Linked DNA regions of Homo sapiens: region 1 is linked to region 2. The links are chromatin loops, found by intact Hi-C in ENCODE. Cell type or tissue: GM12878. All regions are shown on one strand. Each heading gives the region's core, and the rest is flanking DNA. Links, peaks and the distances in the headings are about the cores only.

Region 1 (17,309 bases), core at 5,078-13,077, 370 kb after region 2:
TAAAATAATAATAATAATAATAATAATAAAACATTTACCCTATTTCATGCTTACATGCAGACCCGTTTTAGCTTTTACCTTGTAAAAATGGGATTCTACCCATACACCTTGCTCTCCATGTTGCCCTAAAGAATCTGCCCAGTAACCAGTTCTTGTCACTTTCATCACTTGCCTTATGTTGGTGTGAAGGAAATCAGATGTCACTAATAGGAGGGAGGGGTCCCAGGCACCTCTAAAATGAATAACAAGGTCCTTCCAGAAGGAGAATATTCCTGTAGAAATTCTAGTTATTGTTGCAATTAACCCAGTGAATGAGGATTTGTTTATTGAATGCAGCACAGGGCAACTGCATGATGAATTGTCAGGAAAGACGTCCAAACTTCTTTAACTTTCATTGTTTGCACTGAAACATGGAATTAATATGGCTGATTTGAAGGGGAAGAGACATCTCGGAGGGTCACTGCAAAGTATTAAGGATCTGAATTATGGAGTATTTTAAAGGAATGAAATCTTGTGACATTTAAGTTCTGAAATTTACCAGAAATAAAATATCTACAAGGAGATCTGATGGTCCTGCCTATAGAGAAAATGTGAGTGAATAAATGAGTGAGCCAATGAATGAAATTCACTGGATTCTGGGGGTGAGGAAAACAAAGAGCTAGTGACATGAAAGATTATTTGGGGTTTTAAGGGCATGATGTATTAAATACTATTAAATTGCATAGCAAAAAAATCACATTTTTAATTCCCTTCATACATTTTGATTCCCTAAGGAGGAAGGCTCAATGCACAGCTATTGATTCACACTTTGCTAACCTTTGCCAATCACCCTTAAAAATATGTAAAGAAAGAGAAGATAATTCTTCAGCCTGGAGCCATCAATAGACAACATCTAGCCAGAAATTAATAACTTGTACTGTTTCATTTGAATTAATGTTTACTGATAGCTTTTATTTATGAACTGACTCTTATTTTCATTTACCTATGTGACATAAAGTTTCCTCTGGAAATATATTTATTTATGGAAAAATGAGAGTAGATATAAAGCAAAGTATTCCTGAAGCAGTACATGTGATTCAAGATATGTGAAACTCCAAGCATGTTATATGAATGACAGATGTTTGGGAAGCACTGCGTTAACACATAAATTGTTCATATACCACAGTTCTTTAAATATTTGTTGCTTAAAGTAGGTCAAACATGTCCCTTGTTTACACTATTACTTGCTTAGCATGTTAGTTTCTTCATAGATGCTGTAAAAAATCATTTCTTCCAATGCAGAGACATTTTTGCACTTTCCCAATTATTTGAGCCAAATTTAATGAGATTTCATAGTAAAAGAATCCTAATGTGGAATATTAGCTTCACAAAAAGTAATGGTCCCTCAGGAAATCAGGAAATTGTTTTATGACTAACAATTTAGGCTAGGGTAGTTGTTTGGAAAGCTCATGGGATCTTCTAATATCCAGGGCAATTGATGGAGAATAAAGACAATTATGTTTACATTCCAATCCTCTCTTTAATCAATTTTTCTTTTTCTATAGCTTTGTCTGCCTTTTCAAAATAGGAACAGAAGGAAAAAAAAGGTGGCTTAATGTGAAGGTGGTGTGGGGAGGGGGTTGGAAAGTAGGTAAATGGGCTGAATTAAAAGTAATGAAAAAAAATGAAAACAGAACCTTGACAGGGGAAGCATTTTATAGATGATTCATTCCAAAAGATAGCAAAAAACACATCCTTTGGAAATTGGCAGATGTGACTTCAATTGCTGGCTTTGCCACCTACCAGCCATGAGCCTCAATTTCCTCATTAGTGTATAGTATAATGGCGTGATTAAATCTTGCTCATTGGAAAAAAGCACAAGTGGGAAAGACAGGGTAGGGGAATAAGTCAGGAAACAGCTTTGGGGGGTTGATTGAAAAAGTATTCCTCTTCCTAAAAGAATTTGGAAGTCGTAGTTTTCAATCAGAACAATTAGGATCTGTAAAAGTTGTTCTTATGAAGATAAATCAAAGTACATCTATTGTCAGACAGAAATATTTTCAGAGTGCAGCTATAGAGCAACATAATTGTTTTTCAATAAAAAAGCACATATTTACAGGGCTCTACAAATATTTGATCAAGACCTAAAAGCATAACCACAGTGATCTTTACCTATGAAGACGCAGAGGCAGGTTTCTCTTACAGTCTGGAGAATTTTGGCCTCTTTCTAAGCATTCATGAATTTTAGAAGCACAGAATCCAGGTTTTGCTCTATATCAGCTATATTAGGGTGAGATGCTGGCCATGGGTCATATTTTCAATATAAAACTTACTCTCCTGCAACAAGTGATTAGCTCTAATCCCCTTTAATTTCTTACAGATCATGGGCTTAGTTAATATGCATGTCTGTCATAAGGGGCTGGCATTATGCTAAAAATCTGGTCCCAGCATGTTGGGAAATGTATTATGAACAATGTCATCTTTACTTAGCTGAGACTCTCCCTTTAGTCTGAAGACGAGTGATTAAGAGTAAGTAAAAGAGGAGGAGAGCAGAGTAGTGACAGGTCTTGGTGAAGTGCAAGATTTGACTGGGGTCCGTACACTTATGGCAGATAGTGGGTTTGATGAATGCAGTGGGAGGAGGATGCATATGGAGCCCAGACTCTGCAGAAAGGAGTTCCCACATTCATTCTCGAGAGGGCAGGAAATTTAAGATGAGGCCAGGATGTCTAATACCATAGCTAATCCAAAAAGCCAGGCAGGCCTCTCTGTCCAAAGTAGGAACTGGCTAAGTTGAACTTTTCTGACCACCTTGAGAGTGTGAGACAGCCCATAGCCAGGGGTTACCTTTCTCTATTTTGTTGGAATACCAGAATTAGTGCATCACAGTGTGCTAACGAATCTGTGTTTGGGGCCAAGAATTCCTGCCTCAGACATCATCCTTAAGACTATTATGGCTTGCCATTGTCTTAGCTCACTTTCCTGGCACACTAACTTCAGAGAGTCTTCAAACAGGATGGTCACCACTGTAGTAAGAATAGGACACTGGAAAGCATGTTGTAACTGGGAGGTAGGAGGCAGGACTCAACTCCAGAGGCAGGGCTTGGACACTGGACCAGATTGAGGACTAGCTAAAACAGGGAAGAGGTAACCTCTCCACAAGACATGCCCACTAGTGTGCATGTCAGTTTCCCATTGCCATGGCAACACCTAGAAGTTACTGTCCCTTTCCAAGCCAATGACTTGACAATCTGAAAGTTACCATCCTTTTTCTAGAAATGTCCACATAATCTGCCCCTTAATTTGCATAAATATGACTAAACAACTGCCTCTGAGCTGCTGCTCTGGGTGCACTACCTGTAGGTAGCCCTGCTTCACTAGGAGCAGTACCTCTGCTGCTGCTGTACACTGCCACTTTAATAAAAGTTGCCCAGCACCACCAGCTTGCCCTTGAATTCTTTCCTGGGAAAAGCCAAGAACTCTCCTGGGCTAAGCTCCGGTTTTGGGGCTCACCTGTCCTGTATCAACTAGAAAGCTTTATGTGACTTAAAACAGGCTCATTAAGAGATGATTCAGTCCCAGGGTTGTTGGGTGATGTTCCAAGGGGCCCAGGAGGGGATGCCTTGAGGAAGGAAGAGATAGTGTTACTGACAAAGCCAGTCCTCCAAAAGATGGGTTCTTTCTTTGTTTGGTGTCATGAAGCCAATATGTGAAACCAAAAGTGATTGTCAGGCAATGCAGGCTTCATTTGATGGCCGTGGAACTGAGAAGCAGGAGCGTGGCTCACAAATCAACTTCTCAGTTCATGAGAGCTAGGAAGCCACAGATATGGGGCACCTTAAATGTAGGTGTTGGGTATTAAAAGCAAGGATAGGAATATTCATGTCTTTTCCAGAAATAGGCAGACAATTTCTCAGGACCAGAGTGCTGCCTTCCTTTTTGTCCTTTTATGGTTTCTTCCAGTCATTGTCATGGTGATTGTCAATAGTCATGGGCTGGAGGGAAGGTCATTTAGCATGGAAATTAGATTATAATGAAGTTAGAGGTTCTGCAGAGGTCAAGTGAGCTGCCGTCTTGGATCCTTCCAGTTTCAGCCAATTTGGTCGCCAGGGGAAACTTCTAATTGCAAGCATCCTGTTTCTTAAAGATAAGCAGAATTAAGGTGGAGTAAAATTTCAGCTAGGTCACATAACAGTAGGTTTAGGGTCGACTGAGGTGTTGAGGGATGAATCCCCGTTGCTGACTCAGTCAGAGCAAACTCATTTTTAATTGATATTCATATTGGGACGCTAAGTCAGATTCTTTTTAAATTAGATGCACTTCTGAGGCTCAAATCATCACAAGAACCAGTAACAGGACCCAATCTCCCCATTTTCTAGGTGCTGAATTGAGGCCCATGGAGATATTCAACGAGAGTTGTGAGCCAACTGCTGCATCAGGTGTGTTGTACAGTGGTGATCAGGACAGATACCTTCCCACTCTCTTGGAAGTTACATTCTGCTGAGTGAAGTGGAAGACGCCCAGATAGCAAACAAATCATTAATAAATTATACAACAGTTTCTGCTCCGGGTCAGCCTGGAGTGCTCTTGAGCACCCAGTCAGGCTCTAAAGAAGTCTCATTCCTCCTTAGTCTTTCATAGGGTTCTAGAGATCCCCTGGGGTTTAGAAATGCCCTGAAGCTCTCCTTACATGGGGGTTGGAGAGAGTAGCCTGGGTGCAGGTGACCTGGAAATGCCACCTGCAGGAAGGCAGCCTACTGGGCTTGCCACTCTCTCTATGGCTCTTTTCTCAGTCCACATGTCAGACACATCCTGGCAGCAGATATTCTCACAGTCAACTAATTGGGCTTAGCCCAGTGCCTCTCAGAAGCTTCTCCTTATTAGCAACTTGATCCTGCCTCCAGGTGTCCCAAGTTCCTACCCTTGGGCTATTAATGTTTTACCTCAACATTAATGAATGCTCCAATGGAACCTCTTCCATCAGGAAAAATTTGATCCCCTATCAGAACTTCTCCTAAATCATTTCCAACAGAAAATGTTTCTCTTCTCTCAAGAGTAGGATGCCCTTGGTCATTAGAATTGCCTGGCCTGCATGAGGTGGAAAGAGTGGAGGGAGGGAGGAACAATTTCACTGTGATCCGAGAAGAGTCATTTTTGCACGCCAAATGGAAAAAATGACTCTTTTTGTAGCAAACGCAGAAAAAAAGAAGAAAAGCAATATATTTCCACATATCAATGATACACTGAATATTCAAACACTGAGATCCTGCTACCATGCCAATTGTGGTAAATGGTTTGATAGACAAATGTGGAGTGAGATGAGAACTTGTAACGAGGGGTTCTGACCCAGCCGAGGGGTTCAGAGAAGTCATCCCTAAGGGGGCAAGGAGAAAAGAGTGTTCTTAGCAGAGGGAAGAGCAGGCTAAAAGCCCTGCGGGCTGGATGCGGTGGCTCACGCCTGTAATCCCAGCACTTTGGGAGGCCAAGGTGGGCGGATCATCTCAGGTAGGGAGCTTGAGACCAGCCTAAAGAACATGGAGAAACCCCATCTATGCTAAAAATACAAAAAATTAGCAAAGCATGGTGATGCATGCCTGTAATCCCAGCTACTCAGGAGGCTGAGGCAGGAGAATCACTTGAACCCGGGAGGTGGAGGTTGCGGTGAGTCGAGATCTCACCATTGCACTCCAGCCTCGGGGGGCAACAAGAGCGAAATTCTGCCTCAACAAAAAAAAAAAAAAAAAAAAAAAAGGCCCTGGGGTAGCAAAAGACCTGGCATAGTCAAGGAACTTAAGGTATCTTAATGGAGCTGGAGAGAAGAATGGGGGGATGAGCTTGGAGAGATACACGGGCATAAGTCATCTGAGGCCTTACAGGCCGTGTCACACAGGGCTTCACTATGAGGGATCAGTGAGCACATGAAAGGTTATCAATTTACGTTTACCAAAATTGGAGGAAGGTAAAAGGTAGGTCAGTTAGAAAACTATGGCAGTCTTTCAGGAGAGAAATAATGTTGTCTTACATTTGCTGGTGGCAGTGGATGTGGGGAGGCATGAATGAATTCAAGAGATATTTAGGTTGTAGAATTCCTGGGGCTTGACCAGGCTGAGTCAGAAGAAAACAGTATTTTAAAATTGACTCTGAGGTTTATCATGAGAAAATAGGTGCCACTGAGTGAGGTGAAAGACAATAAAGAAAGCATCATGAGTTCAGCTTTGGATGGCTGAACGTGTCATTGTTCAAGGCTGCTGTAGTGGTTCTTCCCAGCAGAAGTACCCTGCACAAATCTCAGTGAGGTGATCAGCAGCCCTAGAAGGCAGAGCTCCAGACTCTAATCTCCACCTTTAGATTCCCCAAATTCCATGGCCATAACTGGCCACTTTTGAAAGGTGATTTTCTTCAGAATTCCTTTGAGGAAGGTCATGCTTTTGGCCTGTGACTTTGATGTCAGGTGTTAATAGTACTCAGCCTCTAAGAGAGACATAAAAAACAAAATCAAAGGGAAAGGTTTCTTTCCCCTTGGGACATTCCTAAGATCTTATTTCAGGAAAGAAAAGGGGGCTGAATGTTAATGTTTCTCAATGCCCAATAAGGCTTTAAAATCCCATTGATAGTTTAGCAACCAGAAGAGACTTTCTCAAGTCTACTGGCACATGACAGAAGGTGATGATGAACCAGGGTCTCTCAGAAGGTAAGAGAAACCAGTGCCTCTTTCATTTTTTGAGTCATTCCTGATATGTTAAAAATAAAGAAATGCTAAAACAGAGATATAAAAATTGTGCCATATTTTAAATATTTTCAATGAAGAACTTAATGCTGTTAACAAACACAATGCCATATGAGCCATTCACGATGGTATTAAGAGATTTATGAATATTTTTAGGTATAGTTCAATATAGGCAGTGTGGTCTGGAAACAGGTAGACAAATATAATTTTAAAGCATATTAACACCAACTCCACACGACATATAGGAAACGTGTGCCAAAGTTTCATTTGATTAATGCAGGAAAAATGACACCAGTTAAAAAGGAGGCTATGAAAAATTGAGATTCTTACAGCAAATGGGCAATTCAGGAATGCTAAAGTATGATTACTAAATTAGATATTAAATGATGAATATGCCACAGAGTAATGAAACATAATCTGTGGCTTATCTTATCTTAGAGCCAGAAAAGAAATTTATCACACCTTATTGGTTTCTCAGAATTGTAAATATCTGGACCCCAATCAATTGTGCGAACTCAGTTACCTTTCCCTAGAGAGTCTGATGACCCTTCATCAGACCTGTTGAGCAATGCATGGTATTAAAGAACATACAATCATGCTTTGCCTTGTTTCTAAATTTTTCTTAGCAAGACACAAGTTTAAAATTGTATGACAGACATCTGCTGCTTTTAGTCTTACCTCTGTGACTGGTTGCATAAATATCTATTCCCAGGAGACCAGGGCAAATAGTCCTTCTACATCTTCACCTTCAATACACGAACACCAGTCAGTTGTATCAAGCTGCAAGCCAAAAATAAAATTCTAAGGCCCCCAGTTGACTGAACGGATGCCTCTTCTTGGCCAAGGGCATTCCAAAGTAAACCGAAAAACTAGTTCAGGTGGCAATGGAAAGGGGAATCAGACCTGCCTCATTATACCCTCCTCCCTTTGGGATTCAGGCATAACTTACCAACATTAACATTAAAATAGAGATCTTAAGATTGACAAAACAGACTCTCTAGCAAATAAGATACCAGATTCGAACCTGACTCTGGTATAGCATCACATGACAGACAGTAGGCTCTGAAAAAAATTGAAGTATTTTTCCCCAAACTATATTTTTTGGACATATTTTGAAATGGCCCTGTAAAGTTGTCTGACGGAGAAAATCTACATTCTGTACAGAAGGCTCTTTCCTTCCCAGGTCCTTTCCTGATCCAGGAGAGAGTTAATTCTTAAAGATTAAAATTAGATTAAAGATTAAGATTAGAGAAAGATTGAGATTAGACTCTTATATCTAGCACATTTTAGAGTCCGATAAGAGACATTTACCATCTATTCTCTCTGAAGCCTGCTACCTGGAGGCTTCACCTACCTAACAAGAACCTTGGCTTCCACAGTCTCCCCTTATCTTAACTACAAACGTTTCTTTCTGCTGACTTCAACACTTCAGGCAGAAGTTTCAACCAATTATCAATCGTGAAATATTTAAACCACCCAAGATCTGGAAGACTTCACTTCTCCATATTCTGCTTTTCTAACAGGAATCAATGTACACCTTACACGTATTGGCTTATGTCTCTGCCTGTAACTTCTGTCTCCCTAAAATGTATAAAATCAAGCTGTAAGCCAACCACCTGGGGTATATGTTCTCAGGACTTATTGAGGCTGTGCTTCAGGACTTGATCATTCACATTTGGCTGAGAATAAGCCTCTAAATATTTTACAATGTGACTGTTTTTTGTTGGCAAAGCTCCAAATTGAAAAAATATTCTTAATCCATTGATAGTTGTTTAATAGTGAACTGAAGATTTATATAAGGCAGGCTTCTCATGTTGAAAAGTGCTACTGTATTCTCATCCATCAGAGAAAGCTGTTGAAGAGGTGAGAAGAGGCAATGTAATGTGAAATATCACTTTTTTAAGGCAGTAGTACTTGAGTGAAATTCTGTGAAGAGATGCAGGGATGGATTGTTGAAAATTTTATGTAATAGAAGAAAATGTCTCATAATAAGTTATGTTCAGAAACTAAAATTCTGTGAGTATGACCAAAATACACTTATCTAATACAAAAATCTCTTCCACAGTGAATACCATTAGGGGCTTATTTAGGAGTATGCACTTATATTTGCAATTTAATAGTCATTATTTTTGGAAGTTTTATTAAATCTGTAGAACCTATGCTGTTATGGTTTTAGTATGCATCAATAACTTTTAAAACTAATTCTAAGTTCACTTTGAAAATAGATAATAGAAAAATTGCATGGAAAGTTACAAATAAGGTGTTGAAAAGATATAAATATTCACCCCAAATCAATTACTACTCTTTTCTCTAACTCAGCATCTATCTAAAAATATCCTGGCAATCCAGAAATTGACATGTCTCCACAGTCCTGTGCAAACACTATTTTGAAATCTAGTTTAGCAAAAACAAAACTTCCAAGAGGAACTAAGATCGGTCACCTGCATTTTCTGCTGAGGGTTGCTGAAGGCAACTTTAGCTGCGTTGTCAACAGTGCTTGCATGCCTCACCTGGAAGGAATGGGACATTTTGGTGGTATTTGTAATGGGACCAGGATCTGTATTTCAATTCAATTCCTACTCGGTTAGACTTCAAAGTTATCCTGGGATTTTAATTAAGCACTTGTTGAATAGTAACTGTATGTGTGTCTCTGTGTTTTCTCTTCCACTTTTTCTCAAGATGGCACCCTGCTTCATTCATCCTTGATATGGTTTGGCTGTGTCCCCACCCAAATCTCATCTTGAATTCCCATGTATTGTGGGAGGGACCTGGTGGGAGGTAATTGAATCACAGGGGCAGGTCTTTCCCATGCTATTCTTGTGATGGTAAGTCTCATGAGATCTGATGTTTATTTTAAGGGGGAGTTTTCCTGCACAAGCCCTCTTCTCTTGTCTGCTGAGATGTGGGACATGCCTTTCACCTTCTGCCATGACTGTGAGCTCTCTCCAGCCACGTGGAACAGTTAAGTCCAATAAATCTCTTTCTTTTGTAAATTGCCCCGTCTCAGTTATGTCTGTATCAGTAGTGTGAAAACAGACTAATACTGTAAATTGGTACCAGTAGAGTGGGACGCTACTGAAAAAGATACATGAAAATGTGGAAGCAACTTTGGAACTGGGTAATAGGCAGAGGCTGGAACAGTTTGGAGGGCTCAGTAGAAGACAGAAAAATGTGGGAAACTTTGGAACTTCCTAGAGACTTGTTGAATGGCATTGACCAAAAGCCAGATAGCAATATGGACAATAAGGTCCAGGTTGAGGTGGTCTCAGATGGAGATGAGGAACTTGTTGGGAACTGAAAGCAAAGGTGACTCTTGTTACCTTTGGAGCAAAGAGAGTGGTGGTATTTTGTCCCTGCCCTAGAGATTTGTAGAACTTTGAACTTGAGAGAGATGATTTAGAGTATCTGCTGGAAGAAATTTCTAAACAGCAAAGCATTCAAGAAGTGACTTGGGTTAAAAGGCATTCAGTTTTATAAGAGAAGCAGAGCATAAAAGTTTGGAAAATTTGCAGCCTGACAATGTGATAGAAAAGAAAAACCCATTTTCTGAGGAGAAATTCAAGCCAGCTGCAGAAATTTTCATAAGTAACGAGGAGCCAAACGTTAATTCCCAAGACAATGAGGAAAATGTCTCCAGGGCATGGCAGAGGTCTTAACGGCAGCCCCTCCCATCATAGGCTTGGAAGCCTAAGAGAAAATGGTTTCCTGGGCCAGACCCAGGGCCCCTGTGTTGTGTGTACTCTAGGGATTTGGTGGCCTGTGTCCCAGCCACTCCAGCCGTGATTAAAAGGGGCCAAGGTACAGCTCGAGCTGTTGCTTCAGAGGGTGGAAGCCCCAGGTCTTGGCAGCTTCCACATGGTGTTGACCCTGTGGGTGCACAGAAGTCAAGAATTGAGGTTTGTGAACCTCTGCCTAGATTTCCGAAGATGTATGTAAAAGCCTGGATACCCAGGCAAAAGTTTGCTGCAGGGGTGGGGCCCTTATAGAGAACCTCTGCTAGGTCAGTACAGAAGGGAAATGTTGGGTTGGAGCCTCCACATAGAGTCCCTACTGGGGCACCACCTAGTGGAGCTGTGAGAAGAGGGCCATTGTCCTCCAGACCTCAGAATGGTAGATCCACTGACAGCTTGCACCATGCGCCTGGAAAAGCTGCTGCAGATACTCAACACCAGCCTGTGAAAGCAGCCGGGAGGGGGGCCTACCCTGCAAAGCCACAGGGGCAGAGTTGCCCAAGACCATAGGAACCCACCTCTTGCATCAGCGTGACCTGGATGTGAGACATGGAGTCAAAGGAGATCATCTTGGAGCTTTAAGATTTGACCACTCTGCTGGATTTCAGATTTGCGTGGGGCCTGTAGCCCCTTTGTTTTGGCCAATGTCTCCCATTTGAAATGACTGTATTTATCCAATACCTGTACCCCCATTGTATATAGGAAGTAACTAACTTGCTTTTGATTTTACAGGCTCATAGGCAGAAGGGATTTGCCTTGTCTTGGATGAGACTTTGGACTGTGGACTTTTGAATTAATGCTGAAATTAGTTAAGACTCTGGGGGACTATTGGGAAGGCATGATTGGTTTTGAAATGTGAGGACATGAGATTTGGGAGGGGCCGGGGGCAGAATGATAATGGTTTGGCTGTGTCTCCGCCCAAATCTCATTTTGAATTCCCACGTGTTTTGGGAGGGACCTGGTAGGAGGTAATTGAATCACGGGGGTAGGTGTTTCCCATGCTGTTCTTATGATAGTAAGTCTCATGAAATCTGATGGTTATGATAACAGGGAGTTTTCCTGCACAAGCCCTCTTCTTCTCTTGTCTGCTGCGATGTGAGATGTGCCTTTCACCTTCCGCCATGATTGTGAGGTCTCCCCAGCCACACAGAACTGTAAGTCCAATAAATCTCTTTCTTTTGTAAACTGCACCCTGGTCTCAGGTATGTCTTAATCAGCAGCATGAAAATGGACTAATACAATCCTTATATCTCTAGCACACATCCAACTGAATGTCACTGTTAGTCCATTTGCATTGCTATAAAGGAATACCTGAGGCTGGTAGTTTATACAGAAAACAGGTTTATTTGGCTTACATTTCTGCAAGTTGTACAAGTTTGGCACATACATCTGTTTGGTTTCTGGTGAGACCTCAAGAAGCTGACAATCATGGCAGAAAGCAAAGAGGAGCCAGTGCATCACATGGTGAGAGAGGGAGCAAGAGAAATAGGGAGGAGATGCCAGACTCCTTTAAGCAACTGGATCTCATGTGAACTCACTGAGTGAGAACTCACTCATTACTGTGAGTACCAGCAGCAACAAGCCATTCATGAGGTATCTGCCCCCATGACCCAAACACCTCCCACTAGCCCCATCTCCAACATTAGAGGTCACACTTCAACATAGGATTTGGAAGGGATGAAACATCTAAACCATATCAGTCATAGACGTGGAAGACACACAAGATGCTTGTTGTTTGACTGATTGGAATTAAATTGTTCCACTTCTCAGGGAGAAATGCCACAATCACAAGCTTCCCACCTGGGGCCCAGGATGCCATAATACCAGGACATTTCCTAGGAATTGAGCCATTACCTCTTCCTCCTATATTGAACATTTGGGGAAGGGGATAGGAGGGAAGTACATGCAATTTTACACAAAATGTGCATTGCTACCTGTAGTAGGCAGAATAACGGCCCCCAAAAATATCCAGGCTCTAACCCCTGAATTATGTAAATGTTACCTTTTTAGAGAAAACTGTATTTGCAGATGTGATTCAGTTAAAGATCTTGAAATGAGGAGACTAACCTGGATTATCTGGGTGGGTTCTAAATGCAATCAGAACTATGCTTATAAGAGAGAAGCAGGGAAATTTTGATAGAGAGAAGGCCACACGAAGAAAGAACAACAAGAGATATGAAAATGCTGGCCTGGAAAATTAGAGTGATGATGTGATCACAAGCCAAGACAGTCCCTAGAAGTTGCAAAGGCAAGGAAGGGATTCTTCCCTAGAGTCTCCAGGGGGAGCCCAGCCTTAACACCTTGATTTGACCCAATGATATTGATTTTGGACCTTTGGCATCCAGGACTTTGGTAAGAATAAATTCATGTTTTTTTTTTCTTTTATTATTATACTTTAAGTTTTAGGGTACATGTGTACACTGTGCAGGTTAGTTACATATGTATACATGTGCCATGCTGGCGCACTGCACCCACTAACTTGTCATCTAGCATTAGGTATATCTCCCAATGCTATCCCTCTCCCCTCCCCCCACCCCACAACAGTCCCCAGAGTGTGATGTTCCCCTTCCTGTGTCCATGTGATCTCATTTTTCAGTTCCCACCTATGAGTGAGAATATGCGGTGTTTGGTTTTTTGTTCTTGCAATAGTTTACTGAGACTGATGATTTCCAATTTCATCCATGTCCCTACAAAGGACATGAACTCATCATTTTTTATGGCTGCATAGTATTCCATGGTGTATATGTGCCACATTTTCTTAGTCCAGTCTATCATTGTTGGACATTTGGGTTGGTTCCATGTCTTTGCTATTGTGAATAATGCCGCAATAAACATACGTGTGCATGTGTCTTTATAGCAGCATGATTTATAGTCCTTTGGGTATACACCCAGTAATGGGATGGCTGGGTCAAATGGTATTTCTAGTTCTAGATCCCTGAGGAATCGCCACACTGACTTCCACAATGGTTGAACTAGTTTACAGTCCCACCAACAGTGTAAAAGTGTTCCTATTTCTCCACATCCTCTCCAGCACCTGTTGTTTCCTGACTTTTTAATGATGGCCATTCTAACTGGTGTGAGATGGTATCTCATTGTGGTTTTGATTTGCATTTCTCTGATGGCCAGTGATGATGAGCATTTTTTCATGTGTCTTTTGGCTGCATAAATGTCTTCTTTTGAGAACTGTCTGTTCATGTCCTTCGCCCCCTTTTTGATGGGGTTGTTTGTTTTTTTCTTGTAAATTTGTTTGAGTTCATTGTAGATTCTGGATATTAGCCCTTTGTCAGATGAGTAGGTTGCGCAAATTTTCTCCCATTTTGTAGGTTGCCTGTTCACTCTAATGGTAGTTTCTTTTGCTGTGCAGAAGCTCTTTAGTTTAATTAGATCCCATTTGTCAATTTTGGCTTTTGTTGCCATTGCTTTTGGTGTTTTAGCCATGAAGTCCTTGCCCATGCCTATGTCCTGAATGGTAATGCCTAGGTTTTCTTCTAGGGTTTTTATCGTTTTAGGTCTAACATTTAAGTCTTTAATCCATCTTGAATTGATTTTTGTATAAGGTGTAAGGAAGGGATCCAGTTTCAGCTTTCTACATATGGCTGGCCAATTTTCCCAGCACCATTTATTAAATAGGGAATCCTTTCCCCATTGCTTGTTTTTCTCAGGTTTATCAAAGATCAGATAGTTGTAGATATGTGGCGTTATTTCTGAGGGCTCTGTTCTGTTCCATTGTTCTATATCTCTGTTTTGGTACCAGTACCATGCTGTTTTGGTTACTGTAGCCTTGTAGTATAGTTTGAAGTCAGGTAGTGTGATGCCTCCAGCTTTGTTCTTTTGGCTTAGGATTGACTTGGCGATGTGGGCTCTTTTTTGGTTCTATATGAACTTTAAAGTAGTTTTTTCCAATTCTGTGAAGAAAGCCATTGGTAGCTTGATGGGGATGGCACTGAATCTGTAAATTACCTTGGGCAGTATGGCCATTTTCACAATATTGATTCTTCCTACCCATGAGCATGGAATGTTCTTCCATTTGTTTGTATCCTCTTTTATTTCCTTGAGCAGTGGTTTGTAGTTCTCCTTGAAGAGGTCCTTCACATCCCTTGTAAGTTGGATTCCTAGGTATTTTACTCTCTTTGAAGCAATTGTGAATGGGAGTTCACTCATGATTTGGCTCTGTTTGTCTGTTGTTGGTGTATAAGAATGCTTGGGATTTTTGTACATTGATTTTGTATCCTGAAACTTTGCTGAAGTTGCTTATCAGCTTAAAGAGATTTTGGGCTGAGACAATGGGGTTTTCTAGATACACAATCATGTCATCTGCAAACAGGGACAATTTGACTTCCTCTTTTCCTAATTGAATACCCTTTATTTCCTTCTCCTGCCTAATGGCCCTGGCCAGAACTTCCAACACTATGTTGAATAGGAGTGGTGAGAGAGGGCATCCCTGTCTTGTGCCAGTTTTCAAAGGGAATGCTTCCAGTTTTTGCCCATTCAGTATGATATTGGCTGTGGGTTTGTCATAGATAGCTCTTATTATTTTGAAATATGTCCCATCAATACCTAATTTATTGAGAGTTTTTAGCACGAAGGTTGTTGAATTTTGTCAAAGGCCTTTTCTGCATCTATTGAGATAATCATGTGGTTTTTGTCTTTGGCTCTGTTTATATGCTGGATTACATTTATTGATTTGCGTATATTGAACCAGCCTTGCATCCCAGGGATGAAGCCCACTTGATCATGATGGATAAGCCTTTTAATGTGCTGCTGGATTCGTTTTGCCAGTATTTTATTGAGGATTTTTGCATCAATGTTCATCAAGGATATTGGTCTAAAATTCTCTTTTTTGGTTGTGTCTCTGCCTGGCTTTGGTATCAGAATGATGCTGGCCTCATAAAATGAGTTAGGGAGGATTCCCTCTTTTTCTAATGATTGGAATAGTTTCAGAAGGAATGGTACCAGTTCCTCCTTGTACCTCTGGTAGAATTCGGCTGTGAATCCGTCTGGTCCTGGACTCTTTTTGGTTGGTAAGCTATTGATTATTGCCACAATTTCAGCTCCTGTTATTGGTCTATTCAGAGATTCAACTTCTTCCTGGTTTAGTCTTGGGAGAGTGTATGTGTCGAGGAATTTATCCATTTCTTCTAGATTTTCTAGTTTATTTGCGTAGAGGTGTTTGTAGTATCCTCTGATGGTAGTTTGTATTTCTGTGGGATCGGTGGTGATATCCCCTTTATCATTTTTTATTGTGTCTATTTGATTCTTCTCTCTTTTTTTCTTTATTAGTCTTGCTAGCAGTCTATCTATTTTGTTGATCCTTTCAAAAAACCAGCTCCTGGATTCATTAATTTTTTGAAGGGTTTTTTGTGTCTCTATTTCCTTCAGTTCTGCTCTGATTTTAGTTATTTCTTGCCTTCTGCTAGCTTTTGAATGTGTTTGCTCTTGCTTTTCTAGTTCTTTTAATTGTGATGTTAGGGTGTCAATTTTGGATCTTTCCTGCTTTCTCTTGTGGGCATTTAGTGCTATAAATTTCCCTCTACACACTGCTTTGAATGCGTCCCAGAGATTCTGGTATGTTGTGTCTTTGTTCTCATTGGTTTCAAAGAACATCTTTATTTCTGCCTTCATTTCGTTATGTACCCAGTAGTCATGCAGGAGCAGGTTGTTCAGTTTCCATGTAGTTGAGCGGTTTTGAATGAGATTCTTAATCCTGAGTTCTAGTTTGATTGCACTGTGGTCTGAGAGATAGTTTGTTATAATTTCTGTTCTTTTACATTTGCTGAGGAGAGCTTTACTTCCAAGTATGTGGTCAATTTTGGAATAGGTGTGGCGTGGTGCTGAAAAAAATGTATATTCTGTTGATTTGGGGTGGAGAGTTCTGTAGATGTCTATTAGGTCTGCTTGGTGCAGAGCTGAGTTCAATTCGTGGGTATCCTTGTTGACTTTCTGTCTCGTTGATCTGTCTAATGTTGACAGTGGGGTGTTAAAGTCTCCCATTATTAATGTGTGGGAGTCTAAGTCTCTTTGTAGGTCACTCAGGACTTGCTTTATGATCTGGGTGCTCCTGTGTTGGGTGCATATATATTTAGGATAGTTAGCTCTTCTTGTTGAATTGATCCCTTTACCATTATGTAATGGCCTTCTTTGTCTCTTTTGATCTTTGTTGGTTTAAAGTCTGTTTTATCAGAGACTAGGATTGCAACCCCTGCCTTTTTTTGTTTTCCATTTGCTTGGTAGATTTTCCTCCATCCTTTTATTTTGAGCCTATGTGTGTCTCTGCATGTGAGATGGGTTTCCTGAATACAGCACACTGATGGATCTTGACTCTTTATCCAATTTGCCAGTCTGTGTCTTTTAATTGGAGCATTTAGTCCATTTACATTTAAAGTTAATATTGTTATGTGTGAATTTGATCCTGTCATGATGATGTTAGCTGGTTATTTTGCTCGTTAGTTGATGCAGTTTCTTCCTAGTCTCGATGGTCTTTACATTTTGGCATGATTTTGCAGCGGCTGGTACCAGTTGTTCCTTTCCATGTTTAGCGCTTCCTTCAGGAGCTCTTTTAGGGCAGGCCTGGTGGTGACAAAATCTCTCAGCATTTGCTTGTCTGTAAAATATTTTATTTCTCCTTCACTTATGAAGCTTAGTTTGGCTGGATATGAAATTCTGGGTTGAAAATTGTTTTCTTTAAGAATGTGGAATATTGGCCCCCACTCTCTTCTGGCTTATAGGGTTTCTGCCGAGAGATCCGCTGTTAGTCTGACGGGCTTCCCTTTGAGGGTAACCCGACCTTTCTCTCTGGCTGCCCTTAACATTTTTTCCTTCATTTCTACTTTGGTGAATCTGACAATTATATGTCTTGGAGTTGCTCTTCTTGA
Region 2 (13,158 bases), core at 4,954-12,953:
CCCCCAGTCAGATGGCCCTACCTTTCTCTCTCCCCAAAACTACAAGGGACCTCATAGGCAGGTGCATGGACAGTTCGGCCTACACACCCAAACTCTATCAACACCACCATAGACATCAACCTTGGACCTCCCCCTTTCCCTTACACTGCTGTACCTGGTGTGTGCATATCCATGGCTTGGTGCACCCTCAGGAAGATGGATCCAAGGAAAAGGCCTGCTCAGGCCGTAGGAGTGGACTCAGGGTCTTTGAGTAGGGAATTCTGGGATCCTGGGGAAGGGTGAAATCCAGGAAGGAGCATCCTATTGGCTCTGTGGACTCCTTGCCTCATGTGGAAGCACTTGCTGAAGGAGAACAGAGTGATGGACTCCAAAGGACCTGGGCCCAATGCTCAGGGCTAAAGGTGCCATGGACCAGGCTGATCGGCCCTTTGCATTGTGGACCTGGCCTCTGCCTCATTGTGCTTTTGTGCTATGACGATGATGCTCTGGATCAGGGCAAGTGCAGGGCATATGTCCTGGGAGTGTGTAGGGGGGTGGCCAGGCTCTTCAGATGGTTCCTACACTTCAGTGCCCCACCCTCTCTTCAGGGGCTCCATGTTCCCAACAAGGACAGAGTATACTGGATTCCTCCCCATCAAGTTTTGTGATATTATCATAGACACAAGCAGATCACAAGCAAAGCATAGATCTGTCCCCAGCAGTCAATGAGAATTGTTAAACGTCATTAGCTACCAGCTTCCTCCTTTCTCTCTTCCCCATATGGATTTTATTATTGCCCCTGAAAGTTCTGGGTCTAAATGTAATGTTTCAAGAATCAGCTAATTGTGGCTAAATACTATTATTTTTTACTGGGACCCCTGGAGGATCCTGAGATTGTAAAAACTGTGCCTGAAAAGTTCCTTTCCTCACGATGTCTTTTTTCCTGAATTGAAAAATTACTGAATATGTCAGTAGACATGCATAATGGATTGATAGATTAATTTTCCATTTTCTTTGGGAGTTTGTGTAGGGGAGTGATTCCTGTTGTAACATTGGTGGGTTAAGGGCTCCACTAGGATGTGTGGTCTGCCACTGCTACTTTGGACTAGTAACTAAAGCTTTCATGTCTCAGTTTCCCCATCTGGAAAAGTGGGCAATAATAGAAAAATAGAAAAGCATTACTGTGAGGTTAAAGTGAGCTGATGCATGTAGAATGCTTATAGCAGTGCCTGACACACAGTTCGCACTCTGCTGTTAGCTTATATGTGTGCGCATGTGTGGAGCTATCTTCAAATATGATTCAGAGGAAACTACTCTGTGAGGTTGGGAGGACTGAAAAGCAAAAGACTCTGCCTTGAGCATGACACTGAACAGCCTGAGGCTAAGAGGACAGATGTAAATGGCGCTGGTTCCCTTATGGCAACCTTTGCATGCCCTTTGGCTTGTCTGTGCATTACTCTCATCGTGTAGGACCTGGTGTGCTTAGCTGATTGGGACATTAACCATTCGTGTGCTGAGCGATCACAAGTGAGATTTCATGACTGTTATTCAGGTCATTGTCTTTGTTCTGTGACTTTGGTTTCTTTGATGGTCCTGGTCTATTTTATTGGTCAGGTTGTTTATTAACAGTCCTCCTGGACTCTGGGATTGTCAGTCATTTTCTCTTTTATTTTTCTCCATTTTCTCTTTTAACTGTCCTTTTTATTCTTTAGTTGTAAGGCCTTTAAAACATAGACATCTTATCCTTTTTTTAAAAAAAAGAATTGTAGTGAAACACACATGACATAAAGTTTGCCATTTTAACCATTTTTAAGTTCATATTTCAGTGATGCTAAGTACATCCACGTGTTGTGTAACCATCACCACCATCCATTTCCAGAACTCTTTACACCTGGAATAATTGAAACTCTGTACCCTTCAAACCATGACCCCCCATAACCTTACCTCCCTCTAGTGCCTGGCAACCACCATTCTACTTTCTGTCTCTATGAATTTGACTGTTCTAGGTACCTCAAAAATGTACATCTTTTTGAACAGTAATATATCCCTTGAATTAAAAGCTTTTTTTTTAAATAAGATATTTGTTTAGGACTTTTACAGCTATTCATGCTTTCCTTTTGCAAAATAACTTACTTATTGTGGCCTTACACAACCACTATGATTGGAATTTCTTTCCACTAGCATCTTTGAAGTTTAACTCCAAAGAAAGTAATCTCTAGCCATCTATAAAAATGACTGAAGGTTAACATGAGAAGTGAAATGCTGAAGATAAAATGGGAAGTGTCCCTGAATTTCACTCCCTTTCCTTACTCCCATAGCCTATAAAAGTTGGCTGAAAAATTGTGCCAATATCAAAACAGACCTTCATAGAGATCCTAAAATTTTACCACTGGAATCATTCTCCTCTCTTGACATTATGCTCATTTTTCTCTTTGCCATGCTTGACCTATCCTGAAGCTGGAGAAGAAGTATTAGTTCCAAAAATTTTCTTCTTGTGAAATGATTTGTCCTGACTGGAGGCCAAGAGCTTTCAAAACTGTGTTCTGCTGTGATTCGTGATGACTTGAATGCTTTTTAGAATTCTTACAGTCCAGGCGAATCATTGGAGATTCTTCTTCAAGAGTCATAAATGGGAAATGTATTGGCTTGAAAGAACAGGGAAAGAGGAAAAGACATTTTAAAAAATGATAATTTATTACAAAAAAAAACATTAGCTGGGCATGGTGGCCGGTGGTGGCAGGCGCCTGTGGTCCCAGCTACTTGGGAGGCCGAGGCAGGAGAATGGTGTGAACCTGGGAGGTGGAGCTTGCAGTGAGCCAAGATCACGCCACTGCACTCCAGCCTGGGCGACAGAGTGAGACTCCATCTCAAAAAAAAAAATAAAAAAAATGATAATTTATATGTTAGATTGAAGTTTCAAGATTTTACTTTTTAATGAGCATTCATTCTGAAATTTTAATAAATCATAGATGAAACTACTTACTAACCCATTTCTTGAAAACAACTAGTATAGAGTAATTCTATAGTGTCAGCATATTGTACATAAAGACCATTTAATTTTTATGGAATGAATGTTAAAAATGTCACAATCAGTTTTTCATCAGTATTTGAATAACTATTTGAATTATAATTATTTTATACAATAAAATTAATAAGGTAAAAATGAGAGGGATGAAAGAATTAAAGACAAGAACTCCAACTAACCCTAATGGTTGGCATAGTTGCTGTAACTGAGTGCAACATTTGTCCCCAACTTCCTGGCAGTGAAAAGAGAAACTCATTATTAGGAAGGAGAATGCCTACTAATTCCACAGGAACACAGATTTGTCTGGCAGTGTATTCCAAAAGGAATTTCTTTTGCAGGAACAATAAGTGATGTAACGCACAGTTTTTATGAAAAATCCAGAAGTAGCTTTCATTTTCTTCTTCCTGAGAAAGCCAGTGAAAGTTGGAGGAAGTGACAAGGACATCAATTCTGCAAGGAGGCTAAAGTTGTCCAAGAATTTAATCTCCTATCCCAGGGCTGTAATTATAACAGATACAACTCAGGATGTTAGACTCCCATTCCTACATGCCCTTTGCTGAACCAGGCTTTGATGGAAACTGGACTGCACATGATTTGAAGTTGTCTCCTTTGACAAGAGCCTGGAAAATTTTAGTCTCTGTTGCTGGTTAAGGCCAGATCTGTTCTCTTTGAAAACCAAACAAGCAGATGGTGGGGGCTGACATCCTTTTATAAAGACCAAGCAGCCTGGTCTGTGTGCTTGTTCAGGTGGAAGCTACCCTATCTGAGTATGAAGATGAGCTGCAGAGGTACCAGCAGAGATGCAGGCTTCCTGGGGGAAGCAGCCCTGTGACTGCCCCAGAACTTAGACAAATGCTTGATTGAAATCCCAGAGTTCCACCCCACAGAGCAGCAGAGAAGGTTTTGGCCTAGGAGCTGTTAGGAGCAGGTGTGACCAGACGGCCTCCCCAGCCATAGGAAAAGCTCCCTTAGGCTCCCGTGGTGCCTCCAACCCTGAGAGAGATGGTCCTCTTGTGAGCCTGCCAGGATGAATTAGCTGCAGAGGGCACCCCAAGTCGCTGAATGAGCTGACTTGTGTTTCTGATGGTTTCATATTGACCGATGTTAGAGTACATCTGCTCCAAATAAAAACTGTGGCTTAAACGTCAACTTTTAAGCCATTTCTATTTTTTGGAGAGTAGTTCAGTGTCATTTTTGTCCTGGTACTCTTCATGGTTTAATATGGTAAATTGGTGCCATGGTACCTGTTCAGTTATTGTCTTCCCATCGGCTGTCGTGGATTACTGTGACCTATGAAAGATCTGAGACCTAATGTAAAATATACAATTATATTAATTAAATACGTTGGAAGAAAAAAAATTGTCAGAAAAAAACCCATCCCTTGCTTCTCCTGGGAATTGTATTTACCATTATACCAACTATCAAATTACCTTGGCTATGTCTGTGCAAGTATTAGTTCATTTTTAACAACAGAAGAAGTTTGCAAAGTTTCCAGAACAGGTAAAAGTAACTTAAAGACATTGTCAATTTTTAATTGTAGTTTCTGTGTCATTTTACACACAGTTTCTTTTCTTTTCTTTTTTTTCTTTTTTTCTTTTTTTTTTTTTTTTTTTTGAGACAGAGTCTCACTTTGCCTCCCAGGCTGGAATCCAATGGCGCGATTTTGGCTCACTGTAACCTCTGCCTCCCAGGTTCAAGGATTCTCCTGCCTCAGCCTCCTGAAAGCAGGGATTACAGGCATGTGCTACCCACCTGGCTAATTTTGTATTTTTAGTAGAGACGGGGTTTCTCCATGTTGCTCAGGCTGGTCTCGAACTCCTGACCTCGGGTGATCTGCCCACCTTGGCCCCCCAAAGTGCTGGGATTACAGGCATGAGCCACCGCGCCCAGGGTTTACATACAGTTTCTGTGTGCTAGTCTCCTGGTAGCATTTATTTGATGAGGTTCATTTTAGAGATTGCTATGCATGGGAGCTCTACACATCTCCTATTCATGTAGGAGATTAGTTGGAGCATTAAAGTCTCTTATGAGCAAGAATTAAATCAGGTGTCATAAAATCTTTCCATGGGCCAGTGAAAGATCGGAAGTTGCTCAAGATGGAACCAATTGGAAATGTGCTCCGAACAACCCAGGGGCAGCACAGCTCGTGGTTGCCAGGAGGAGATGCTGGTTCAGTTTCATGGACCTTCTGTTTTCTTAAGACAACATGGAAATTCAAAACTTTTTAAATGTGAAAATTTTCAATCTCAAATGTTAGTGACTAATTAAAATTTTCTAAAAAATAAAGCACCCTTGTTGGTCAGATCCCGACCACGTGCTTTTGACTGTGACCTCTGGCTGATCATCAGTTGCTAAGATTTACCCATCATGCTACTTGTAGACTGAGATCCAGTCTTAAACTTGCATTCAGGGCTCTGGCAATAAGTTAAATTAAAGTTATCCTTTCATTATAGAGACCTATATGTTTTATGAGAAAGAAAATGTTAAGTTTTTTTTTCTCATCATAAATTTTGGTGGTCCCTGTTGGAAATCACCATATTGGTGGGAACAGATAAGAAAAGTGCTATATAAACACTCAGAGAGAAATACAGAGTGTAATTTTTTTCTTTATAATATTTTGAAGATTTTTTCTCATAATTTATGTATTGAAGAGATGTGAGATATTATCAATTCAAATTTCCTCTTGCACTAGAGGCTGGGTGACATTAAGCTCACCAGCTAGTTAGTAACCAAGCCAGGCCTTGAAACTGGTCTGTTCATTTTAAATAATAATTAGCATTAATTGAAATTCTCATGTGCAGTCTGGTTTTCTAATTTTCCCAACAACCCTAGGAGGCAGTTACTGTCGTTACTGCATTTTGCAGACAAGGAAACTGAGGCGTAGGGACTTGTCTCAGGTCATATAGCCAGTAAGAGGTGAAGCTAGTGCAGTATGTTTAGTCCTCATCCTACACTACCAATTATTTTCCAGGCACTCAAATTTGTAAATGCCCGGAGTATTTGGGCTGTTCTAATAAGCTGCAGTTTTCAGAGGCATTGTGTAAGAATCTGAAGATTTCTTATTTATCTCCTATTGTTGCTCTATGTAAATATAATACAGGACATCATCCTAAAAAGTATCCCTGTTCTTTTCCATTGACTGCTGTGTTTGGGCTGTGATTATTTGTAAAGGTCCATTGTGCAAAAACTCTAGAAATTATTTATCGTGAAGGTGCTGGATTTACAAGTCCCCAGTCCTAGAGCGTGGTACAGTGGCTATGGGCTCAGACTTCAGAGGCAGGTACATCTGGGTTCAAATCCTGTTTTGGCAGCTATGTGACTTAGGGGAAGTGATCTGGCATGGCGAGGCCCCAGTTTTGTCTTCTGAAAAATGGGAACAATCATAGAACTCTCCTGGTAGCATTATTTTGTTAGGAGACAGTCCCTGGGTAGCCTTCTGGCTAACACCAGTTAGCACTCCATAAAGAGGGAGTTACTGGTGCTACTTCAAAGCTCATGGCCAAAAAGAAACTGAAAGCTGAAAATGCCACTGCTCAACAGCATGCAGTAGTAAGCTCTTCAAATTTAGATTTTGGGCTTGCTCATTTAGCGTTCTTTCCATTCACGTCCTCACAGTTGGGGTGCATACCCCCTCAAGAATAGAGCCACAGACTGAGAGTCTGATCTTCCGTATCACCTGCACCTGCTCAGGGACTGACTTTCAAAACTCTTTCTCAGCATTTTTGCTGAGAAACTGAAACTGGCTAGCTGTGAACCCAGGGACCAAGGGAATTTTTTTTTTAGAAAAGGATTATTCTACTCCCTATGAAAGAAACCTTAGAGCAGAGAGAATCCTGTCATAGTTGAAATGCCGTGGCTGTAAGCCTGGGAATTTGAGGTCTATCTACTTTTATCAAATCTAATCTATCAATCAATCATCTATCTATCATCTGTCTATCTAGAGATGATAGATAGATTGATAGATATCATCTGGAGATGATAGATTGATTGATAGATTAGATTTGATAAAAATCTATCTATTGGCCGGGCGCGGTGGCTCACGTCTGTAATGCCAGCACTTCAGGAGACCAAGGCGGGTGGATCACGAGGTCAGGAGATGGAGACCATCCTGGGGAGCTTGCAGTGAGCCGAGATCGCGCCACTGCACTCCAGCCTGGGTGACAGAGTGAGACTCCGTCTCAAAAAAAAAAAAAAAAAAAACACACAACAAAAAACTTCTATCTATCTATGTATCTATCTATTTTATTGATCTATCTATAAGGAGGGAGGATGGGGTAGCAGGAAACGATTCCACTTTGAAGAGTCACCATTTGAAATATTCACAGCTGCTTCCATTTCATTTTGATGTGTTGCCAAAGTACAGTTCAGGTAATAAAGTCTAGGCTAAAGGGGAATTTTTCTTTTGAGTAATACCACTATTAAGCTAATATGCTTAAAGACAAGATGCATTAGATACTACTCCTTGTTGCTTGAAGAGATTACCTAGAGGAATTATTTGATAGGTTGTTAAAGCAAATGTGAAACCTTTTAAAATGTAATGAGGACCCTTTCCAGGAACCTGTAAGTCAAAAATATTTCTGTGAATTTTCTCTAAAATTACCTCTTTTCTCTTATTTTCCAAAAAGCCAGCTATAAGCTTTTTGTTAAGCCAAAGAAGAGGAAATTCTTTACCCTCAGAAAAATGTCTTAGTAAAGGTCCTGAATGTCAAATTGAGACTGGAGAAGATTTGGTGACAACACAAAACAAGATGACAAATAGCATGTACTGTGTTTATGTTCTAATTCTTTATCCACTTTCCGATCACTCTTCAAAGCTTGAGCTCAATGCCCTTTCTCCTTTTAAGCCTTCACTGACCTGCCCAATTATTTAAATATATATAAACAAATATATATTTCCAATAATTTTTGTAGTTCCTTCCACTGTGCCCTCACAGGGCAAGTGCATGTACTTCTTCTTAAAACCTTTTCTTTTTGGCTCATCATATCCTGTGGCAGTGTCCACTGTCTCTCCTTAGAGCATCATCTCCTTCAAGATAAAGAATTGCTGGATTTGAAGAATCATGGAGGCCATTTCTAGTCTTACATTCCTCACATGTTGGGGTTCTGTGGCAAATGAATGCTTATCTGCTGAGGGCAATTATTATTATTATTTTAGACAAGATCTTGCTCTGTCACCCAGGCTGGAGTGCAGTTGGCGCTATCATGGCTCACTGTAGCCTTAACTTCTTGGACTCAAGTGATCCTCCCACCTCAGTCTCCCAAGCAGCTGGGACCACAGGCACCTGCCACCATGCCCAGCTAATTTTTAAATTTTGTGTAGACAGGGTATTACTATGTTGCCCAAGCTGGTCTCGAACTCCTGGACTCAAGCCTCCTGCCTTGGCCTCCCAAAGTACTAGGATTACAGGTGTGAGCCACTGTGGCTAGCTGGTTTTTATCACTTAAATAAATAAGTAAATAAGTAGTGGGTTTGAATATGTTGTGTTCTTGTAATCTAAATTAGCTTTTAGATTGGACAAATTTGGGGTTCCAAATCAGCTTTCCACCCCCTTCTGTTATTGTCTTTCCTTTGTTTGCTTGTTTTCTGCATGAGAAGTGAAGCTGTGTCCTATGACGGTGATAAACTCCAGGTGGAGGATCAGTTTGGGTGCCCTAAGTGAGCAGACATTCCTTGAGCATCAGCTCTGTGCTAGGAAACGGAGATCAGTGAGATGAGATGAGGAGCTAGCAATTCAGTTATGGGGTCAGGTAGACTCATAGAAAAATAAAATTGAGGGTACAAAGAGTACCTCCCATTGCTCTAATTCTTAATTGCAAACTTACAAGTGCAATAAATGCTAAAACTGCATGCCAACCGATGGAATAAAAATGTTCTGATTGGAAAAAGCATTTTTGGTGTTGTGTCTACAAATCACTCAAGCAGTCGTGGAGGGTCCTGGGATAGATTTAGATGAGTACATTGATAAGACTCTATCATATAAGATCCAATCTTTAGGGCAATAGTTAATGACCTTGGGATGTAGTAAATGTGCAAAAAATAACAGCAAAAACTGCCCTCATAATATGAGGTCCTAGCAAGAGTCCTGTATATGGACTTGGTAAGGGAGGAAGGCACATTCTGGGCAGAACAGGATGGTTGAAGGCCACCAATGATTCCTGGCAGATTATTAATAAAGGTTGAGGGCCAGGGACCCTGAGGGACTGACGAGGTGAGAGAAATTCCTAAGGAGTACCAAATGAAACAAAAAATCCGAATTCACCATGCCTCTTGGTCACTATTTAAGGGCCGCTGACTTGCCTAAGAGAGCATGCAAGCAACGTCTGCAGGCTGGGGGGTGGAGGGAAGCTCAATTTTCTGAGAAGATGAAAACTCCGTGGACCTCGTGAGATTCCTGTGAGGCAAGTGCGGGGACATGGGCTCTGGGGGCGGAGGGGCTGTGCTTGGAAGCCCCTGGGCCTAAGCTTTCTAGAGCAGTGGGCCTAGGTTAGAGGAGTTTGAGGTTGTCATGGAGAGAAATCTCCTGGTTGGGGTGTGTGCCACAATTCTGGGCCTTCCCACTGCTCCCTTGAGGGAATGGCACCCTTTTTGGAGATGTGTTTTATTAAGCAGAGCTTGACTCGGTGAAGAGCCCACAGTGTCACTGCACTTTAACAGGGGCAGTGGGGAGTGGTTTTCTGGGAAAGAGCCTGCTGCCCGCCTGTCAGTGGCCCTGACCTGGCACTTCCTCTCTCCTTCCTAACCCTGTGCCTTTGGGATCAGTTGCCCTGAGGCAGAGAGCAGGAGAGGCCAGGGCTGTGGAGATCCTCCTGGAGGCAGGTGGAAGTCACCAGGAGGGGGCAGCGCAGCACACACCTTGGTCTTCTGTTTCCATGCGGAGGCTGTGGAGCAGGGAAAGAAAGCTGTTAGCTGTTTGCTGTTTGGGTGGTCCAGGGAACCAAGAACTTGAGCTCGGGTGTGTTTGTCCACTGAGTCACTGAGAAACCCTGGGGTCTGGCTTTCCTGCAGTTATTTCCTTTGTATGGTTGTTGCAGTCTCTGTCTCTCTTTCTTTCCCTCTCTCCCTCCCACCCTTTCTTGCTTGCTGTCTCTTTCTTTTCTTTTTTCTTCATAAATTTTAAAAATTCAAAAAAGTATAATGACATAATAACTTTATATAATTACATTCAGAAATAATAGTTGAATATTTTTAAGCTATTTTTTCTTTTAATAAAATAGTTTAGCAGTTTAATAACATAAATGGTATAAATAGTTTCTGTGTATGTGTGTGTGTGTGTGTAACCCCAGACCCATTCTCCTTTCCCAAGGCCACCTTCCTTGGAATCATCTTTCTATACTTGGCATATCTACTTGACTGTGAACACTATGTGATATTATTTTTTGTGTATTTTTAAAAGTTCACACAGATTGTTTTATGTTACATGTACGTATCAGTATACAATTTTGCTTATCTTCTTTCTCACTTCGCATAGCAGTGTCTTTCTGTTCAAATATGTAGATCTGATTTAATCTAATATATATATATATATATCACCTTATTTTAAACAATGTCTATTTCTTTATGGATGGACACTCGGGTTGTTCCAGCTTTTGACTCTATGACAATGAATGTTGTAATATTCTACTGATCATATTACAATGACTCTTCTTGAGTCCATATGTGAGAACTTCTCTTGGATGAATACCTGGAATAGAATTGCTGGGCCCTGAAGGGTTCTGATTTATAATTTTCCAAGATACAGGCCAAGTGCTTTTCAAAGTAGTTATAACAATTTACACTTCCTCCAACAATTTCAGAGAAATTTCATCACATCCATAGAAATGTTTTACATTGTTAGACTTTAAACATTTTGTCAATCTAGTGGGAGAGGAATAATATGTCATTGTTATTTTAATTTACATTTCACATTTCTTGGGAGATAAGCAACTTTTCATGTTTCTTGGCCACCGAAGTTTTCCCTCTGTGAATTCCCTGTTATTCACCTTACTGGCTTCTTTTCTAACCCTATGATTTGATTCTTCACTTAGTGGTAGCTAAGGAGAGTTTCTTAGGGGGTAGATTTCCTGAGCAGTTTGTAGCTAGCATCTATATTGTGGACATGACTACACGTAGTAGCTTATGAGGGGGAATTCTTAGGATCTACTACTAGAGGAGCCCTTGCTGAAAATTTTTTTTTTTTTTTGAGACGGAGTCTTGCACTGTTGCCCAGGCTGGAGTGCAGTGGTGTGATCTCGGCTCATGTCAAGCTCCACCTCCCGGGTTCACACCATTCTCCTGCCTCAGCCTCCTGAGTAGCTGGGACTACAGGTACCCGCCACCACGCCTGGCTAATTTTTTGTATTTTTAGTTGAGACGGGGTTTCACCATGTTAGCCAGGATGGTCTCAATCTCCTGACCTCGTGATCCGCCCGACTTGGCCTCCCAAAGTGCTAGGATTACAGGCGTGAGGCACTGCTCCTGGCCCTTGCTAAACTTGTAATCCAGCTCTTCTGTTGGCCTTTCCATCTTGACAAGAAGAAAAATGTATTTATTTATCCAGGGCATTCTTGCCCCCACAGTAGAAGCGTATTCTCTAGTGACCATTTTTCATAACTTCTTTTGATGGTGCTTTTGAATGGTTTTCAGCAAAATTTCCTGTCTGGTCTTAGATTTCAGAATAGTGGTGCTTTGCTTAATTGGCTCATTTTCATCTCATGAATACTGTGAATTTACCATTGACCAAATTTATCCTCATCTCCTTCTTTCTTGGACACTGGTGACTAGAAAGCATAGAATTAAGCTTATGTGTGTGTTTTTTTTTTTTTCTAACGAGTGTATGCATTTCTAAATTGAATTCCGGGCTCCGTTGATATCTCTTTATTTTTAATTTATTTTTATTTTTAAATTGTTTTTTTTCTTTTTTTTCCCACATAGTTTTGTGCAATCCATTGACATCTCTACCCCTGTCTTTCTCTCCTCTATGCCTTCCATTTTTATTTGCTGGTTCGTTGTATTCTATTGAATAAAACCGGGGAGTTTATAAATTAAATGTCTGATGAAAAATGAAAAGAAAGGGCATAAGTAACAAAAAGTTAAAGATGAGTGCCTTGTGCAGATCATAATAAAGTCCCCATTGAGTTCCAGGCCCTTGTTGTGAGCATGGAGGATGCAAGGATAATCCAGGAAAAGAGTGAGGAAGAACTCTCAATGACTTCAGGACAGTGACAGGCCTCATGCTTACACAGCTGGTAGGAGGGGACAGGCTTGCCTGGAAGTCTGGATTGTGACTCCAGAGGAAAACTCGCCCACATTATCTATCCTTTTTGCTGTCAGTTGCATGAGAAAAAGTATTAAAATTCAGGGCTCTTTAGAATGCAGTTCTTACTGTGAGATCATTTAGAAGAGTGAGGTCACTGTGGTCTCTATTGAAAATGTTGGTGAAAAATCTTGCAAAAATGTATCTAAAGTATGATAACTCTGAAACAGTTGATGTTAAAAATTGAGCATTCCTTTCAAGTCTTAAAATGTTTCTTTCTTCTATGTGTGGTGGGAGGAGAGAAGGGAACGAAAGCTTCCTGCACATTTATTAAGTGTGCCAGGCCCTGGGTATCAGGGACAACCAAGAATTTTTTCAGAAGAAGCCGCCGTTCTATCTTGGAGGCTGGTTTTTTATGTAACAGGGGACAATGTTTGTGTGGATGCTTTTAAAAGTATTTCTCTTTGGTGTAATTTTGTCTTCTCAGAGAATCTACTGATTTTTATTTTTAAAATTTATTTTCTAAAAAGAGGTGCCCAAACCCTTACTATACAGCTTGTCATCATTTTCTTTCACACAGTGGGGGACCTATAGATGCTGTGTGTTCCTCCCCATCATTTAATATTTTTTTCATTTTAACTCACATTGTTAACAGCAGGGCTGCATATTTGTTTTCAGTGTCTTAATTGGAATATGTTATATATCTTAAATTTTTTCAAAAAGAAAGGGGAGATTTCCTCCTGGCATAATTTCTTGTAATGCCTTTGTAACTCCAAGTGCAGTTCATCTTTTCTCCATCTGTCCATCCATCCGTCCATCCATCCATCCATCCATCCTTTGAGTACCTACCTTGTACTGGGTACTGAGCCAGGTGCTGTGATGCATATTAAGAATTATAAAACAGATCTAGCTATCTCAAAG

Evidence for each region. Hi-C counts contacts between places; a loop is a spot of excess contacts. Peaks named below come from ENCODE experiments on the same cell type or tissue, not always from the same donor. Only the 100,000 strongest peaks of a DNase experiment are listed, where the experiment ranks them.
Region 1: it touches region 2 in a loop (2.4-fold over the local background); 2 of 110 quality-filtered maps call a loop at or near these places.

The regions. Positions count from the first base shown.
Region 1 is chr9:85,058,853-85,076,161 of GRCh38, forward strand. No RefSeq gene overlaps it. Among named protein-coding and RNA genes, the nearest start is that of NTRK2, 400 kb to the left of the region's middle. In GM12878, for the core only: no CTCF peak of the experiment used is centred there; a DNase peak (open chromatin) is centred at 9,143.
Region 2 is chr9:84,687,871-84,701,028 of GRCh38, forward strand. The region is part of intron 2 of NTRK2 (neurotrophic receptor tyrosine kinase 2); the gene reads left to right. Among named protein-coding and RNA genes, the nearest start is that of NTRK2, 25 kb to the left of the region's middle. RefSeq lists an enhancer at 6,216-6,475. In GM12878, for the core only: a CTCF peak has its summit at 9,843 (motif pointing right); a DNase peak (open chromatin) is centred at 6,591; H3K27ac peaks cover 902 bases.